6 separate regions of the Homo sapiens genome follow, and all the other regions are linked to region 3. The links are chromatin contacts, found by Hi-C or POLR2A ChIA-PET in ENCODE. All regions are on one chromosome and are shown on one strand. The core of a region is the stretch at or near the end of the contact, and the rest is flanking DNA. Distances in the headings are between cores, read along the strand shown. Region 1 holds the start of FAM219A (family with sequence similarity 219 member A). Region 2 holds the start of MYORG (myogenesis regulating glycosidase). Region 3 holds the start of ATOSB (atos homolog B). Region 4 has its middle 16 kb from the start of SIT1. Region 5 holds the start of MSMP (microseminoprotein, prostate associated). Region 6 holds the start of RECK (reversion inducing cysteine rich protein with kazal motifs).

Region 1 (2,700 bases), core at 189-2,688, 660 kb after region 3:
GGCAGAGTGTTTGGGTTGTGCACTGTGGGGGTGAGGACAGGGATGAGAAAAGGGCCTCTCTCCTCTTCCTCTTTGCCTGCCCTTTCTCTCCTCATAAATCTCCCAGCACAGAAAATAAAATCACACTCCTGCACATAGCCTGTCCTGTATTCTGTTTAGTTCTCTTGCACACCCTCTGTGGGCTCCCAAACAGCAAGAGCTGTGTTCCCACCTAGCCTGGAGCTAGGCACACAGCAAAGGGTTGGATAAAGAATGCCTTTGAGGCTGGGCGCCGTGGCTCACGCCTGTAATCCCAGCACTTCGGAAGGTCAAGGTAGGAGGATCGCTTGAGCTCAGGAGTTAGAGACGGGCCTGGGCAACATGGGGAAACCCCGTCTCTACCAAAAACACAAAATTTAGCCGGGCGTGGTGGCCTATGCCTTTGGTTCCAGCTATTCGTCAGGCTGAAGTGGGAGAATCGCTTGCACCCAGGAGGCAGAGGTTACAGAGAGCTGAGATGGCGCCACTGCATTCTAGCCTGGGCTACAGGGCGAGCCTCTGTCTCAAAAAAAAAAAAAGAAAGAAAGAAAGAAAAAGAAAAAGAAAAATTCCTTTGGGACAAGAATGTGAGAACAAGGAGGAAGGGACTCGTGGGAATGGGGATGGGGAAGTTAAGGAGAATAGACTGGTCAGAATGAGTCCATGGGGTAAAGTGAAGTGAAGAGATGGGAATGGTGGATAAAAGGAGAGAGGTAAGAAACGGTGGATTGGGGTAGTATGGGAGAGGAGGCCGGGATTAGTGGGAAAGAGTAGGACAGAGTCAGAGGTCAGTGGGAGCACTTACCAGAGGTCACGGGGGTGAGAAGGCTGGGGTCAACAGAGAAAAGATCAAGGATCAGTAGGAGAGGTATGATTAGTGGTCACTGGCGACGACGAAGGTCAGAGGTCATCAGAAGGAAGGTGTGCGTACGTTACCTGCTTATGAGGCTGTTTATGGGGAGCCTTCGCAGAAGCAGGAATCATCTCAACCCCTGGAGAGCCTACAAAACGCTCCCTCGTCTGAAGACAAAAAGTTTGTCCGTCTCCTTGACCACACACAAGAAATCTGGACTCTCTTCCACTTCAGTTACCAGTCGCAACGGTTCTTTAGGGACAGCCGTCGTTGTGGGTCCCCGTGCCCTTGCAGGATAGAATCCAACTCCCTGACGCGGTTACCCAGCAACCGACCAGCAGCCAAGGCGCAGGCGCTTCGGCGCGCCCAGCCGGCCCGGAAAGGAGGCGGGGTTGGGCGCGCGGCGAGCGAGTCTCCACTAAGCCCCGCCCCCTCAGGAATCACAGCTGGGCGGCCGCGCGCATTCGGAACTCCCGCATGTGGGTGGGGCTGGGGTCCCCAGGCACCGCCTCCTCATGAATAATGCAAGATCCGGGCGGTGTCCCGGACCCGGAAGTGGAGTTGCCGAGTCACCGCAGTGGCTGAGCTGCTGACAGGAGGCGGCAGCGGAGTAGGAGGCGAGGCAAGACCTGCGGCTCGGCCCGGCCACAGCCGCGGTAGTGCTAGGCAAGCCCACGGAGTCACGCCGGCCTCAGCCAGTCTGCGAACCTCTCGCCCCCGCCCACCCCTGCATCCGCCCGGCCCCTGCCCGCCCGAGTGGTCCGGGGAGGCCTAGTCTGCACCACCCGCCGGGCTCCTGGGGCCGCCGCCCCGCGCGGTCCTGTCGGCGTCCGCGGCCGCGCCCGGCCCCTGGCCCGCTCGCCCGCCGGCACCATGATGGAGGAGATCGACCGGTTCCAGGTGCCCACCGCGCACTCGGAGATGCAGCCGCTGGTGAGGGGGCGGGCGGCGGGCAGGCCAAGGCCGGAGGGGGCGTCGCTTGAGGGGGAGGGAGGGAATCAGGCCGGGGGGATCGTGCGGAGGGGCGCCATCGGATGGGGCAAAGAGATCCCTGAAAACGTATTGCCGGGGGACGGGGACTTGCAGGACAAGAAAACCGTGGGAGAATATGCTGGATGAGAGCAAAGGGACCTGTAAGGGCGGAGGGCACCGTCGGTGGAAGCAGGGCACCGTCGGATGGAACGGAGGGGGCACAAAGGTGCACACCGCTAGTGGAGGCCCATAGCAGGGACTGGCGAGGGAACTGCCATGGGGCACCGCCGGCGGCAGGCCCAGGGGTCTGGGATGGGAGGTGGGGAGGCGTTTAGTCCTAGAGGCCTGTGATGCTTAGGGCGGGGGAGCCGTCAGGCTAAGAGAGATTGGGAATCAGCTTTTAGAAGAGGAGGGGCTTGCCCGCCTGTCCGCTGGATATACGGACAGGAACGCTGGGCCGGGGCGAGGGACCCAGTGGGGGAAGGTGGTTGGTGCAGAACCTGGGAATTCCGTTCTCCGGTGGGGAGCGCAGGCAGACCAGGCTGGGGGCATCTAAACCGGGAAGGAGAGTGCGCGGCGACCAGATGGGGAATCGGGGTGCAGATGAGAGTGCTCGGGAACCGACGGGAGAGGAAGTGGGGTCGCGCTGGAGCTGCCTGTGCGCACTGGTTGGGAAGAGCCCCCATCATCTTAGGCCTACGTGCCTGAAGTCCTTGCTGGGCGCGGATCCTGCCGCCTGTCCGCGGTCCCGGAGTCAGGGAGGAATGATGTCATCGCTGCTGGCGCGGAGGGAATGGAAGGGGGAGGGCAACTCGGGTGCACCGAGGCTAGGCCTAAGGGAGACCATGCTTGCTGGC
Region 2 (2,700 bases), core at 50-2,549, 740 kb after region 3:
ACTCAGGAGCCTGAGGCGGGAGGGGATAGCTTGAACCAAGGACATTGAGGCTGCAGTGAGCTATGTTAACGCCACTGCACTCCAGCCTGGGCGACAGAGCGAGACCCTCTCTCAAAAAAATAAAGACCGGACGCGGTGGCCCACACTTGTAATCCCAGCACTTTGGGAGGCCGAGGCAGGTAGATCACCTGAGGTCAGGAGTTTGAGACCAGCCTGACCAACATGGTGAAACTCTGTCTCTACTAAAAATACAAAATTAGCCAGGCGCGGTGGTGCGTGCCTGTAATCCCAGCTACTTGGGAGGCTGAGGCAGGAGAATTGCTTGAACCCGGGAGGCGGAGTTTGCAGTGAGCTGAGATCGTGCCATTGTACTCCAGCCTGGGCAACAAGAACGAAACTCAAAAATAAATAAATATAAAAATAAAATAAAATAAAAAAGAAATGAAACCTCAGAGTCTTGCCCAGCCCCCGGGGAGAGGGGCATGGCGGGGCACACCCACTTTCCCGCAGCTTGGGCATTTCTAACTAAAGGCTGTAACTTAGGAGGAGGGGCTGGACCCTATAAATAACTAGTCTGGGGGTAGCGGTCTGGGAGGCGGGTGACGTTGCAAAACACCGAGCAGAAACCGGTCTTCTCAGTCCCTGACCTCGGACACCGCTGGTTTGGTCCGGTGGGAACCGACAGCTTGGACTCGCGGCGGGTTGGAACTACAGCTCCCTCCGTGGGGCCCTCGATTGGAAGCACCTGCATTGGGAGCTGAGATACTCGCGGAATTCCGCCACCACTTTTCCGTATGGAAAGCTGAGGGCTTGTGAGAGCGTTATACCGATATGGCCTCCACCTGTCCAAACCGGGAAGGAAGGAATTCCAATGGCCAGCTCTGCTCCTTTACCCTGCAGCTCTCTCCCTCTCATCCTCATTCCAAACCTAGCCTAGAGGTGCAAGAACCCCAACCTTCCGCAGCTGCTCCTTTCTGCAGAACTACATGTCCCAGCAGGCCTGGGGCCGAGCCCCGCCCGCTTGCGGGTTAGCAGTGGCCCAGGAGGGGCGGGCCCGCCGGCGGGAGTCGGAGCCGCGGGGCGCAGGACTGAGCAAGCCTGAAATGCCAGGGGCAGAGCACAGAGCGGTGGGAGGAAGGTGGGGCTGAGGGGCGGGGCCACAGATCCGCCTGATAACCTGGGAGGAGGGGTCGAACGTCAAGGGCAGGGCTGGACTCTGAGGCCCGAGACGAGACTGGATGACTGGGGCGTGGCCGAGGAACCCCAGGGCGGGACCCGAGGAGGGGCTGTGCCCTGCCAGACAGAGCCCCGCGCGGCGCGGCGGCAGCTTCACTCTGGTTCAAGCGCAGGGGATCGGCGGGAAGCTCTTTCACCCCCGCTTCTGCCGGGCTGTAACTGCAATGGGTGAGCCCAGCGGGAGGGCTGTGGGGGGCGGGGGGCTGCTGAAGGAGCACGATTCCTGAACTTTCGCTCCCACCGATGAATGGGTGGAGCGAGCCTGAACACCTGGGCCCATCCCACGGCCGCGATTCCCGCGGGGCGACAGGTCCCTTGACCTCGGTCGGCCCCTTCGGACAGTATAGCCTTCAGGGCGGGGTAGGGAGGGCGGCTGTGGAGTATTCCAGGCTATGTAGGCAGTCACTCGATCCCCGCGGATACCGTCGCCTGGCAGGAGAGGGAGATGGGCCGGATCGAGTTGCCTTTGACATTTCCATCCCCCCGGGAACTGTGTCCAACTAACGATTCTACTTGGAATGGCCTCCCCTCAGTTGAGTCGGGCGGGGCCCTCCCCCTCAGACCAGACTAGCTGTGGCAGCCAAGGCTGAGGTTGAGTGTCCGGTGGGGAGAGGCTCAGCAGGGGCAGAGCCCAGACTCCACCTGGCGGAGGCGGCAGATTACAGAGGTCTCTGGCACCACTGTTAACACCGGAACCACAGACTTCCTCCCCCAAAGCCCCGGTACCAGATGCCATTAAAATTGCCCTCTTTGCTGCCCTCGTGGTCTTCGTGGTCCGCGTGGAGCAAGCAGCAGCACCAGCCCTTGGAAAGACAGGCCTCACCATGCCATGTCCATCTGATGGAAGCTGGTCCCACCAGCTCAGCCCCAGGGCTCCTTTCTGCTACTGCATTCAGGCAGCCAGGTCAGATCATTATCTCCCATCTCCTAAAACTTACACTGTGGAGAGCTGGGCTGGGATTTTAGATCCAGGCAGCCTTGATACCTGGCTAACTTCAGACAAGTTCCTTTTTCTGTTTGGGCCACGTTTCCTCACCTGTAAAATGGACACTGCAGCTATGTCTGCTGTTCCACATTGTTGATAGAACTGGATGCTGTGGTGACATTTGGGACACTATCATGGTGCCTGGGGTGGGTGGGTGCCCAGGCCTGTGGGCTTCTGTCTTTCATCAAAGAACTTCAGATCCCAGAAAATTAAGATTCTCAAAACATAACTGTCGGAAAGGGCTTTTGAATCCACCTTGGTGGCCTCTTCCTGCCTCCAGGGCTCATGAGATAGGCTGACTTCATATGAAAGTTTTGAGGATGAGGAAGTCTCTCTCCTCTTCAGATACTGACCCTCTCTCTCCTTATTTCCTTGGTGCCCAGAATAGGGCTTTGGTTATCTTGAATGAATGAATATAAACTCACAGGTGTGATCTGAGCCACCTAAAGCCTTCTTTGGGTTCTGCTCAGCTTGAGGGC
Region 3 (2,755 bases), core at 69-2,568:
CACTCCAGTTTGGGCGAAAGAGCGAGACGCCGTCTCAAAAAAAAATAAAAAAGAATGTGACTTTTGTAGAACTTGATCAAATCCAGACCCAAACGGTCCGCTCCTCGGAGAGGCCACAGATCGGCGCTGAGCTGGGCTGTCTCAGTTCTGCAAGTGTCCTGTGCTGCCATCTACCGGTGTCTGGGAAGCGTCGCCCTCCCTTATTGTATCTCCTGGGGAGAGGTTGGAGAGGGCGCCGCTTAAACTGCAGAACATATGTAACTGTCATGCAGTTCATTAGACACCTGTACAAGGGAAAGGCCTCACTTTTCTCCAGCAATTGCAGGCCCTCCTAACTCCATATCAACACTCATCTCGTAAAATTCACAGATCTCGCTGACCTGCCTCAGTAGGTACTGATCTGACTCCTACTGTCCATCCCATCCCAGAACCCACACCCGCCTGCACAGCGTAGGCTTCAGAAACTGCTCAACCTCGCAGACCTGAACCCCACCGCCCAGATTCCCTCATTTTCACAGACCCCTGAGATTCCTTGCACTACCTTGCAATCCCTACGGACCTCCCCTATTAGTGCAAATGCACGCGCCCACCCAGACATCCCTACAAAGAGGTTAGAGTTCCGGCGGCAGCTCACACCGGTGCGAAAGCAGCGAGATAGCCCCAACCCGGCTCAGAGCCCTCAGGCTGGTGGCTTTGGCCCTGGCTCCATCTCCCCACCTCTGCCCTGATCCGCTCCGCTCAGGCTAGCAGCCTGCCGGCCGAGGCCCCGCCCCTCTAGACTTGTCATCACAGAAGCCGCACGTGGCCGGGGTGGGACCTCAGGCGACCTGCGACCATCACTTTGTCTCCTCCTTCCTCCTTTGGGGCCGCCACCGCCAATCAGAGCCAGCGGATCCTGGTTGGAGTGCGACCGCCCGGGTGAGGCGTGAGGGAGAAGGGGCGGAAGGAGGAGGGGCTCTGAGATGGGAGGGGGATCGTGGTGGAAGGGTCTTGGCGCGACTTCTGCCAGGCTGGAATCCGAGGGGGCGGGTCCTGGTGAAAGGCGGAGAGACCGAGAGGAGGCGGGGATCGGGGGTGGGGCCTGGGAAAAGCTGAGGATCCTGGGGAAATGCAAAGAAAACGCGAAGGAGGTGCGAGGTCAGAAGGGGGCGGGGCCCGGGCTACAGGGGAGGAGCTCGAGAAATTAAACGAGGAAAGGGACAAGTCCACAGAAGGTGGAAGGTGGGACAAGGGAGAGGGTGGGCCCGGGCGTTGCGGGGGCGGGGCTCAGACTGAAGGGGCGAGGTTTGCAGGCGGAGGCTACAGCTAGGGCTGCTCAGTAACTGCCCCAACCACTACCACGTCCCCAAGTGCAACGGGACCCACGGAACTACAGGTGTGGGGCAGGGTGAGCGTGGAAGAAGGGACGCGGATGGGGGTGCGCTTTGCAGACGATCTGGAGACTGCTGTGTGTTGAGGGAAGATACGAAGTCGCGGGAGCAGTTGGGGACTCAATGTGTGGGCAACAAGGTGCATTCTCCAGAGGCCTCTATGGGGGAAGGGCGGGAGCGCTTTGTTGTGGGGGGGTTGCGAGGTACATTGTGAGGGGGCTGTCTCTGTCTGATGTGGGGGGTTGGAGGAGGTACATGAGGGGCAGGGGACATGGAGGTGCTTTGAAGGAAGGGGGGCTGTTTAATGGAGAAGGAGTGTAGCGGTGTCGGAGGGTCTGCGGGCACTATCTAGGGGAAGGGGTTGTAGGCCCAACTTGAGGCAGGAGAACAGAACCCCCAGTACTTTGACAAAGTAACAGTTTAGGGCATTGTAGTAACTACAGGAAGACACTTGTGTTCTGGGTTCTAAGAGCAAGGGTGTTGGGGTTAGTGGGGTGAAGAGGCCAATCTATTGCACTCCTGTCTGCTCAGCTTTTAACTCCGCCTTCTGGCCTGGGCACTCAGAGAGGAGTCAGACCCTGCTTGTCACTAGGGCTTGTGTGAATGTCTCCTCAGTCTATTTTGGATCTGTCCAGCTGAGACTGGGGTTTCTTCCCTAAGCTGAGGTCCCGGGGGACCCTTCCCCCGCTGGGTTCCTGTCAACCCCCCATCCTAGTTCCTGTTCCTCCCAGAGCCGGCCTTGGTCTCTGTCTCCCCCCTCCCCCGCCCTGCCCTTATGCTCTGGGTGTGCTCATTTCCCACTTCCTTCCTTGCCCCAGGGCCTGGCCTGGCCCTTGCCCATCTAGGAGCTGTGCCCTGCCCGGTACTTTGTTATCAATGACCAGAGACCCTGGTAACCAGCGGCAGGGCTCAGACCCCACCCCCACCACTACCACCCAGGTCTCTCGCATAGATCCCCAAGTGACTGGTAGCCACATTTAACCACTTGCCACAAACAGATTTTCCCCACCCTTATCCTTCTGGGTAGGGAACGCTAGGGCTTCTGTGGGAGGGGGGAAGTGGTGAGGAGTATTGAGGGTCTTCTGTCTGTTTTGAGAGGTGGGCCACGACTGTAAGCTGAACCCAGTAAGGGTTGTGAGGTTCCAGCCACAGCTAGGGGAGGAAGAGGGAGTGGCTCCCCACACTCCAGGCTTGGAAGCACTATCAGAACAGGCTAGGACCTAGTTCTCTTGAGGGCTCCTCTGCTTCCCTGAGGGGATTTGATGGAGTGCTAGAGTTCTTTTTGCCCCTGGGCTGGCTGGGAGAGGGTGGGAAAGGCTTGAGTTCCACACAGTGGCTAAATGAGTGTGACAGTGTTGCTAAAAGGGGCCCCAAGCCAGCCTCCT
Region 4 (2,705 bases), core at 74-2,573, 520 kb before region 3:
AGTAAAAACCTCTCTCCCCCAATTCCAATTCCTACTCCCAGTCATAGTTCCCAGAGGTAACTACTTTCAACACTTCCTGGCTTTAAGTGTTTTGGTGACTTTTTATTTGTTAATAGTGATACTTAGACCTCTTAGAGCAAGAGAATTCTAGGAAACTCTAGTGAGGTTCTCCATTCCACACCCCCTCTGACAACTCCAGCTATAGGTGACAAACTTTAAGTGGGCTCCTCTGGGCTCCAAGCAGAGAGAATTCCTTATAGACAAGTTCTGGAAAACAGCCTCAGAGCCAAAAGCAAGGACTTTCAGGAAGAAAGCAAGTCTCAGAGACAGCCTGCTTCCCAAGGACAATCATGACTCTTCTGGGTCTTAACTACCAGCAAAACTAATGGTGGATTTAATTTCTCAGCCCTTGAGGCTGGGAGAATGCAGAAAAACCAGAGGGCAGAGGAACCTGCTGGCAGAGACAGCTGAATCCCTGACAGAAAAAATGAGAGCCTGGAAGAGATATGTGTGAAGCTCAAACACAAAAGATTTCCTTGAACTAGAAAATGTGATCTCAGAACTAAAAATTTCCATTGATAAATCAAAGGAGAGGACAGTCATTGCTGAAACCCCAAAATAGGTCTAGAAAATTAAATAGAAAAAAAGTCTCAAAATCTAGCACAAAAATATAGAATTGCAAATATGTGGTAGAAGGTAGAAGCCTGGAACAGATAGAGTAGACTTAACCTGCAAATGCTGTGGGTTCCAGGAGAAAAAGGAACAAGAGAGGAGAGATCATAATTAAATAATAGATGAAATTTCTCTAAGCTGAAGAAAGAATGATTCCAGCTCCAATTGAAACGAAAAGACACACACTCAGCTACATATAGGCAAAAATTCCAAAACTCTAAGAATATAGGAAATCTTACATACTTTAAGGCAGAAAGCAAGTTATTTTTTCTCATCTGCAACCCTGAAAGTTAAAAGACCCCCAGATGGAATGTGGGCTAATGAAAGAAAAGGCCTGCAACCTATACCCAGCCAAGGAAGAAAAAAAGATTTGCAAAAATCACTGAGTACCTCATCTGAGAAATACTTTTGAGAAGAGACTCTAATAAACAACAAATGAATCCTAACACAGACTTCAAGACAGGGGAAGAGAAGAAGCAAGAAACCAGTGGGGAGCAACGAACCATGTCTGTTTATGAGGTGTAACATATATGCTAAATAAGGACTCTTGAAACAGATGGAACACACTATAAGGGAAATTCTAATAAGGACTAAATTATCTCATTAAAACTGTGGAGTCAGGCGGTGGGGATAAGGGGAAGGTAAAAGTGTTCCAGAAGTCTAAGGCAGGGAGAGGTGGGGAGGAAAAATGGGAGAAAGGAAGGGAAGTGAAAGTAATCTAAAGGTCACATTTTGGCCAGCCGCGGTGGCTCACGCCTGTAATCCCAGCACTTTCGGAGGCCGAGGTGGGCGGATCACCTGAGGTCAGGAGTTCAAAACCAGCCTGGCCAACATGGCGAAACCCTGTCTCTACTAAAAATACAAAAATTAGCTGGGCCTGGTGGCGGGCTCCTGTAATCCCAGCTACTTGGGAGGCTGAGGCAGGAGAATCGCTTGAACCCAGGAGGTGGAAGTTGCAGTGAGCCAAGATCGTGCCACTGTACTCCAGCCTGGGGAACAAGAGTGAGACTCTGTCTCAAAAATAAAAAAGATTACATTTTATTGGGATGGGGAGGAAATAGAAGGTAATTAAAGTATTCTGGAAATAGTAGCTGTTGTTTTCATACACTAGAAAAGTCATGTGTATCTATCTGAGAGCAGGGACAGGGATGGTAACTATTAATAGAATGACAAACTCCAAATTAATGAGGAGAAAAATTGAATGAGTAGTAATTTATTTAATCTAGCAAAGATTAAAAAAAAGAAGAGTTAACAACAATATAAAAAAACTTTAAAACAAGTAAGATGGAAATAAGAAAATCAAATACATCACTCATTACAGTAAATAAAAGCGGACTGAAATCTACCATTAAAAGACTGTCAGATTTTGTTATAAATCAAATTTAGGCACACATTACTTAAGAGAAACACACTTAAAGTGATAAAGTTTTAAAATAAAGACATGGAAAGAGATACCAGGCAAATATTAAATATTATTTTAAAAACCAGAGGCTATATACAGACAATCCCCGACTTAACAATGGTTTAACTTAGGATTCTTTGACTTTACGATGGGTTTATCAGGGTATTAAATGCATTTTCGACTAACATTACTTTCTACTTATGATGGGTTTTTCGGAACGTAGTCCCATCCTAAGTCAAGGAACATCTGTACTGATATCAAACAAGAGAAATTTAAGTTACGGGCTGGGGGAGGTGGGAGAAGACTTCCTGCAAAGGGATAGGAGGATTTTGGGAGAGATAGGAAGGTTTTGTATCTTAATTGTGGTGGTAATTACACAACTGAATACACTTGTCAAAACTCATAGGATTGTACACTTAAAATGGATCAATTTGTTGTATATAAATTACAATGCAATAAAACTGGTTTTTAAAAAAAGAATGAAAATACTATGTTCACAAAATAAAAATGTGAAATGAGAAAACAGCGTAACATGAGAAACTCTCTCAATTACCCTGTATCATATATTATACTGTCAAAAAGATAGCAAGCTTTAAACAACACACGCACAGGAAAAATAAAGGGAGCACTT
Region 5 (2,703 bases), core at 200-2,699, 640 kb before region 3:
AGTGAGCATTACCGCCTGAGCTCCTCCTCCTGGCAGATCAGCAGAGGCATTAGATTCTCACAGGAGTGCAAACCCCACTGTGAACTCCGCATGCAAGGGATCTAGATTGCACACTCCTTATGAGAATCTAATGCCTGATGATCTGAGATGAAACAGTTTCATCCCAAAATCATCTCCCCGCTGCTATCCCCCTCCATCCACTGGTGGAAAAATTGTTTTCCACAAAACCGGTCCCTGGTACCAAAAAGGTTGGGGACTGCTGACAAGGAGTATGAGTGTGAAAGGTGCAGAGGTCTATGCCAGGAGACAGCCATCCCCAATAGAAGCCCTCAGCTATGCACAAACTGCTTAATGTCATTCAAAGAAAATAATGTCGCCCATTTTGCCTCAGAGCTTTAGCCCCAATCACAGCAACTGCTATTTCCTGACGCTTACGCACCAGAGATGGTGATAAGAGCACTGCACGCATTATCTCAGTAATCCTCATAACAGCCCAATGAGTTGGCATTACTATCCCCAATTTATAGATGAGGAAACAGGCTCAGAGAGGTGAAGTAATCTGACCAGGTTACATAGCTAAGTGGAGTCAGGATCTGAATCCAAGAAGACTGTCTCTACAGCCCATGCTCTCAATAATCCATCCTGGGCTCCTCCAGAACCTGTGGGAAACTCAGAGGATGCCAAATGATAAATTCCTAAAAACCTCACTCCATTATATATGGGAGGAAAGAGAGGACACCTCTGTGAACCTGGAGTGATTCATCCCATCAGGGCACTTAGAGATGCTCCTCTTTGAAAGGGGAAAGAACCATCCCCAGATGTGGGGTGATCCCACATCTGCTGTATGTTTGAAGGTGATAAGCAATGGACAGTTCACCTCTGGAATGCCTGAGGAAAAGAGACCCTCCCCACCATCTCTGAGGGGCAGCCCTATTTCTTGGATACATTAGGGAAACCCTGCCCTAGGATCTGAGGGAAACACAGTCTCCACTCCAGGTGCCTGCTCACTCTCCTGGAGCTTCTGGCCGTCGCACCCTATTGCAGCTCCTGGGTTTGGCTGGGGCACAGGATTAACCATCCCCAGGAAATGCCTCCCTCCGGTCCAGGCAGGGATCCCAGCATACACACCCCTGGTGGTGGCAGTGGGGGAGAAAGGGGGAAGGTGGAATGCTTCCTTCTCTCCAGGTCAGGGAAGAGATCTGGGGACCACCTGGGGGCCCTCGCCCCTCCTGCCTCCTTGCTGGGGAAGTGCCCAGTCCAGTGCCCCCTCCATGGCCACCTCCCTCCCTCTAGCTGTGCCGGGGCATGAATCAGCTCTCACAGCTTGTTAAAGCTAGACCTCTTGTTTTCATGCCCTCACCTCAGGAAACAGAGTTACAACTTTTCCAGCTCTACTCAGCAGGGGGCCAGGGTCCTCACTTTATAAACATCCCCAGCCTGTGAGAGCAGAGGGCAGGGAGATAGTGTGAGACAGGAGCCCAGGGGAGAAAGACAGAAACTAAGACTCAAGGAGCAACGCAAAGCAAAGTCAAGGAGTCAAGACCAGAGTAGCTGAGCAGAGGCCAAGAAGGGTCTGAGAGGGCTGTGCAGCAGCAATGGCCCTAAGGATGCTCTGGGCTGGACAGGCCAAGGGGATCCTAGGAGGCTGGGGGATCATCTGCTTGGTGATGTCTCTACTCCTCCAGCACCCAGGAGTCTACAGCAAGTGCTACTTCCAAGCTCAAGGTAAAGTGGGGTGAAGCGTTAGGAATGGAGGAGCAGCAGAGAGGGCACAGGGAGGATGGGGCCTTACAGATGATCCCGTGTCAAAATACCCAGGCTTCCTCCAGCTGTGAAACAGGAAAGACAAACTAAATACGGGGATAGTGCGTACTTACTGTCTCCACCCCAGACCAGAAGAGCCTCTGCCTCTCATCAGCACTCCTACACCTACTAACATTTCCCGTTCTTCCCTAGCCCCCTGTCACTATGAGGGGAAATATTTTACCCTGGGTGAGTCTTGGCTCCGCAAGGACTGTTTCCATTGCACCTGTCTGCATCCTGTTGGCGTGGGCTGCTGTGACACGTGAGTGACCAAAGATGGCCAGAGAGAATGACTCTGATATGAGTGACTGAGGGATGACCAGGGAGTGACTAGATTGCTGTGATGTAAGAATGAACAGAAGAGCAATACAAGATGGGCCAAACCTGAAGGGACCAACACTAGTGTGAAAGATAAGGCTTCAGGCTATAAATCAGGGGAGGTTGGGGTGGACCTGGAGAGAAAATACTCCTGTTATAAAACAAAAAGGCCCACATATGGTAGGTGACAGCTTAGTTAGGAGGACCAAGGGGCCACTGAAAGGGGCTCTGTGGGGGGAAAACTGTGAGAGAGGGAACATGTGGGCAGGGATAAAGGCAGCCTTTCACTGTGCTGACTCCTTCCCCTATCCTTGGTTCCCCAGGTCCCAGCATCCCATCGACTTCCCGGCTGGGTGTGAGGTACGTCAGGAGGCAGGAACCTGCCAGTTCTCCTTGGTGCAAAAATCTGACCCTCGGCTGCCCTGCAAAGGGGGAGGGCCTGACCCAGAATGGGGCTCAGCCAACACCCCTGTTCCTGGGGCTCCTGCTCCCCACTCCAGCTAAACTCAACTGATCATCCATCTGCTGACTGCTCACTGCTGCTGCCACTTCCAGGGAAACCACTAGCAGCTGCCAATGTAT
Region 6 (2,700 bases), core at 144-2,643, 920 kb before region 3:
TGATTTTTTTTTGAGACAGGGTCTCACTTCCGAGGGCAGTGGCATATCACTGCAGCCTCAACTTCCCGGGGCTCGAGCAATCCTCGTATCTCAGCCTCGCGGGTAGCTGGAACAACAGGCATACACCACCATGCCCGGCTAATTTTTGTATTTTTAGTAGAAACGGGGTTTCACTATGTTAAGCAGGATGGCCTCGAACTCCTGGGCTCAAGGGATCCGCCCGCCTCCACCTCCCAAAGTGCTGGGATTACAGGGGAGAGCCTACCGCACCCGGCTGACTTTGCTTTTTTTTTTTTTTTTTTTAAGGTGTCTCTGCCTGTCTCCCTGTAAGCAATGCACTTCACCACTTTTGCATGCACACGTCCTAGCCATCTTTCAATGTCTAGTACAGCTAGGGGGAATCACTCCACTTTCCACTCATCCTAGGTCGATGTCCTCTCTCCCTCTGTGCACTCATACATGGCCCTTCATTTCCTCTGGACATTTCTGCCTTGAATTCGAGTTACTTCAATCTCCTGCTGTACCCCATCTCCTACCGAGAGAGCTTTTGGACGGAAGGAGTCGGCGTGCACTCAAAAGGCCAGCAAGCGGGAAGCAATCAATAAGCACTTAACAGTTTCCTATCCATCCTTGGTTTAGTTCTTGTAGAGCAAGAATTTCTCTCCTCAAGCCTGCCAGCCCCCGGGGGACAGGGTTTACTGATTTTTAATGTCTCCTGCCCGAGTCCAGGACCCACCACGCGGGCTGTGGGGACCGTCAGTGCTCACCGCCACCAAGGTCGTTATGAACCAAGTGCGGGTCAAGTAACAAGTAACAATAACTAACTAGGGCCGCGGTAGGGCGGCTGCGTATCCGAAATCCCATCTAAACCTCGCGACGATCCTGGGCGGGGGCATCGCACCCTTTTCTGACAAGCAGCAGAGGCAAGCGAAGGGGTCAGTGCCGAAGAGGGGGCCCGTGTCGGTGGGTGACAGACCAAGGCCTCAAACCCGAGTCACCGCCCAGAAGATCTTGGGGCGGAGAGAGTTCCTCACTCGCCCCGCCTCGGCACCAGCCTCTGGAGCGCTGAGACCTGGGGTCCCGGGGTCGCCGGACGTGGGCAGGGTCTGGGGGTCGCGCGCACCCCCGCCCCCTGCCCCGCGCCATCTTGGAGCGCTGTGGCGGCCGCTCCCGACAGCTTCGAACCGTTGCTCTGGAGGTTACTCACCCGCACTGCCCGGAGCCAGGCCCCCTGCCACCTCCGCGACCCCCGCCACGGCCAGCAGAAGGAGCAGCGCACCTCGCAGAGAGGCCCGGACGGTCGCCATGTCCGGGCCGGGCGGCTCCAGAGCCGCGGGATGCTCGGACCCAGCTTGGCCGCAGCCGCTGCCGCCGCTACCGCCGCCGCTCGCGCGAGGCCCCGCCCCCAGCGCCCGGCCCTTTGGTGACTGGCTGCGGCCCGCTCAAGCCCCGCCCCCTGCCTCACAGTGTTTCCAAAACCTCCCGGGGGCGGGAACGTGCCCCGTACCAGGGCTCTTTGTTATGGCCCAACTGTGTGTCGGCTTCTGCCAGGAGTCCACCAGCCCACGTTCTCCCAGAGTGAAGTCAGAGGATGTCAGAGCTGGGAGAGTCATTAGAAAACCTCTGCCACCTCCTGAGGTTTCGGGCCACTGAGGTGAGAGAGGAGACTGACCTTACTCAAGATCACACTGCAAGTTCACCTGAGAACAAGGGCTTAGTCCAAGGCCGAACCAAAGGGGCTTCTCTCCTTCATGTACCCTCAGTAATACTCGCAATATTCTTTCTGCCGAGACGCTGCCTCGCACCCAAAGAAAGCATGTCACCCGGGATCCTTCGGCCTCCCGCAGACACGGCCCCCTGACAAGGGTTCATCACTAGAGCTCTTTGGCACTATAGCCTCAATGTGTCTTTGTTGTACTTTAAAAATTATTTATTTATTTATTTAGGCAAGAGTCGCTCTGTCGCCCAAGCTGGGGTGCAGTGGCGCGATCTCGGCTCACTGCAACCTCCGCCTCCCGGGCTCAAGCGATCCTCCCACCTCAGCCTCCTGAATAGCTGGGACCACGGGCGCAGGTGACCACGCCTGGCTAATTTTTATATTTTTTTTGCAGAGAAGGGGTTTCACCATATTTCTCAAGCTGGTCTCGAACTCCTCGCCTCAAGCAATCCCCCAGCCTCCTCCTCCCAAAGTACGGGGATTGCAGGCGTGAGCCACTGTGCCTGGCCTTGATGTTACTATTAAGCACCTATTCCTGATAGGAAAAGAGGATAGGAGAACGCTTGTATACCTAGATGTGGAAAGCCTTGAATATCCGGCTGAGAAGTATAGACTTTGTCCAAGAGACAAGTTGGAAGTGGGTCCCACCCCACCCATCAGCCCAGCAGCTACGTGGAGAATGTTTAAGCCACTGGCTAGCAAAGCTAATTCATTGTCTCTTTTTTTCTCTGTGTGTTCCTGAATTAAACCCTTTTTCCTCCTTTTTTGAAAAAGCATGACCACCGTTTTAAATTCTCATGAAGACACCTGGGGCTAAATTACTTAAAACATTTTTAAAATTCCTTAATATTATTAAATATCCAGTCATTATTTACATTTTTCTTATTGTCTCATGATTTCTTTTTACAATTTTTCAAGTTCTAAACAAAATCCATATATTAAAGTTGGTTTTTATGTTTTTGGGCTCTTACATTTATCCTCTC

The links. Hi-C counts contacts between places; a loop is a spot of excess contacts on that map. ChIA-PET counts read pairs that join two places held with the same protein, here RNA polymerase II (POLR2A). Pooled maps may share reads with other maps.
Region 1: a map of B cell shows a loop between it and region 3 (16-fold over the local background). The contact joins the promoter of FAM219A here to the promoter of ATOSB in region 3. A Hi-C loop is called at or near these places in 4 of 168 maps with a recorded cell type or tissue (B cell, chondrocyte, gastrocnemius medialis and 1 more), 2 of 37 single-sample maps with no recorded cell type and 15 of 50 pooled maps.
Region 2: a map of B cell shows a loop between it and region 3 (9-fold over the local background). The contact joins the promoter of MYORG here to the promoter of ATOSB in region 3. A Hi-C loop is called at or near these places in 3 of 168 maps with a recorded cell type or tissue (B cell and naive thymus-derived CD4-positive, alpha-beta T cell), 4 of 37 single-sample maps with no recorded cell type and 13 of 50 pooled maps.
Region 4: a loop to region 3 is called in a pooled map, with 2.6 times the contacts of the local background. The contact joins the enhancer-like site here to the promoter of ATOSB in region 3. A Hi-C loop is called at or near these places in 5 of 168 maps with a recorded cell type or tissue (CD4-positive, alpha-beta memory T cell, ascending aorta, mammary epithelial cell and 1 more), 6 of 37 single-sample maps with no recorded cell type and 17 of 50 pooled maps. POLR2A ChIA-PET finds 5 or more read pairs at or near these places in 5 of 52 experiments (GM12878, MCF 10A, activated CD4-positive, alpha-beta T cell and 2 more).
Region 5: a map of B cell shows a loop between it and region 3 (7-fold over the local background). The contact joins the promoter of MSMP here to the promoter of ATOSB in region 3. A Hi-C loop is called at or near these places in 3 of 168 maps with a recorded cell type or tissue (B cell, CD4-positive, alpha-beta memory T cell and naive thymus-derived CD4-positive, alpha-beta T cell), 1 of 37 single-sample maps with no recorded cell type and 11 of 50 pooled maps. POLR2A ChIA-PET finds 5 or more read pairs at or near these places in 1 of 52 experiments (common myeloid progenitor, CD34-positive).
Region 6: a map of B cell shows a loop between it and region 3 (7-fold over the local background). The contact joins the promoter of RECK here to the promoter of ATOSB in region 3. A Hi-C loop is called at or near these places in 2 of 168 maps with a recorded cell type or tissue (B cell and ascending aorta) and 6 of 50 pooled maps. POLR2A ChIA-PET finds 5 or more read pairs at or near these places in 1 of 52 experiments (AG04450).

Annotation. Positions count from the first base shown.
Region 1 is chr9:34,457,308-34,460,007 of GRCh38, reverse strand. It overlaps FAM219A (family with sequence similarity 219 member A), which reads left to right and starts at 1,438. Exons shown (of 6, transcript NM_001184940.2): 1 at 1,438-1,804. The coding sequence starts at 1,745. It overlaps DNAI1 (dynein axonemal intermediate chain 1), which reads right to left and starts at 1,203. Exons shown (of 20, transcript NM_012144.4): 1 at 955-1,203. The coding sequence starts at 1,002. RefSeq lists enhancers at 1,077-1,146, 1,243-1,537, 1,100-1,640 and a silencer at 1,517-1,766.
Region 2 is chr9:34,375,497-34,378,196 of GRCh38, reverse strand. MYORG (myogenesis regulating glycosidase) reads left to right here and starts at 1,299. Exons shown (of 2, transcript NM_020702.5): 1 at 1,299-1,404. RefSeq lists a silencer at 935-1,324 and enhancers at 1,370-1,950, 1,951-2,532.
Region 3 is chr9:35,114,425-35,117,179 of GRCh38, reverse strand. It overlaps ATOSB (atos homolog B), which reads left to right and starts at 1,318. Exons shown (of 9, transcript NM_025182.4): 1 at 1,318-1,375. RefSeq lists a silencer at 1,114-1,173 and an enhancer at 2,507-2,755.
Region 4 is chr9:35,633,354-35,636,058 of GRCh38, reverse strand. It overlaps a transcript of CD72 not described here. Among named protein-coding and RNA genes, the nearest start is that of SIT1, 16 kb to the left of the region's middle. Within about 2 kb of position 1,323, at least 2 of the 41 ENCODE cell types and tissues checked have a DNase peak (open chromatin) inside an H3K27ac peak, as active enhancers do.
Region 5 is chr9:35,753,022-35,755,724 of GRCh38, reverse strand. MSMP (microseminoprotein, prostate associated) reads left to right here and starts at 1,449. Exons shown (of 3, transcript NM_001044264.3): 1 at 1,449-1,725; 2 at 1,957-2,065; 3 at 2,445-2,703. The coding sequence starts at 1,596. The coding sequence ends at 2,625. RGP1 (RGP1 partner of RAB6A GEF complex) reads right to left here. Exons shown (of 9, transcript NM_001080496.3): 9 at 1-2,703. RefSeq lists an enhancer at 1,636-2,703.
Region 6 is chr9:36,035,606-36,038,305 of GRCh38, reverse strand. It overlaps RECK (reversion inducing cysteine rich protein with kazal motifs), which reads right to left and starts at 1,393. Exons shown (of 21, transcript NM_021111.3): 1 at 1,208-1,393. The coding sequence starts at 1,307. RefSeq lists silencers at 1,114-1,263, 1,274-1,473.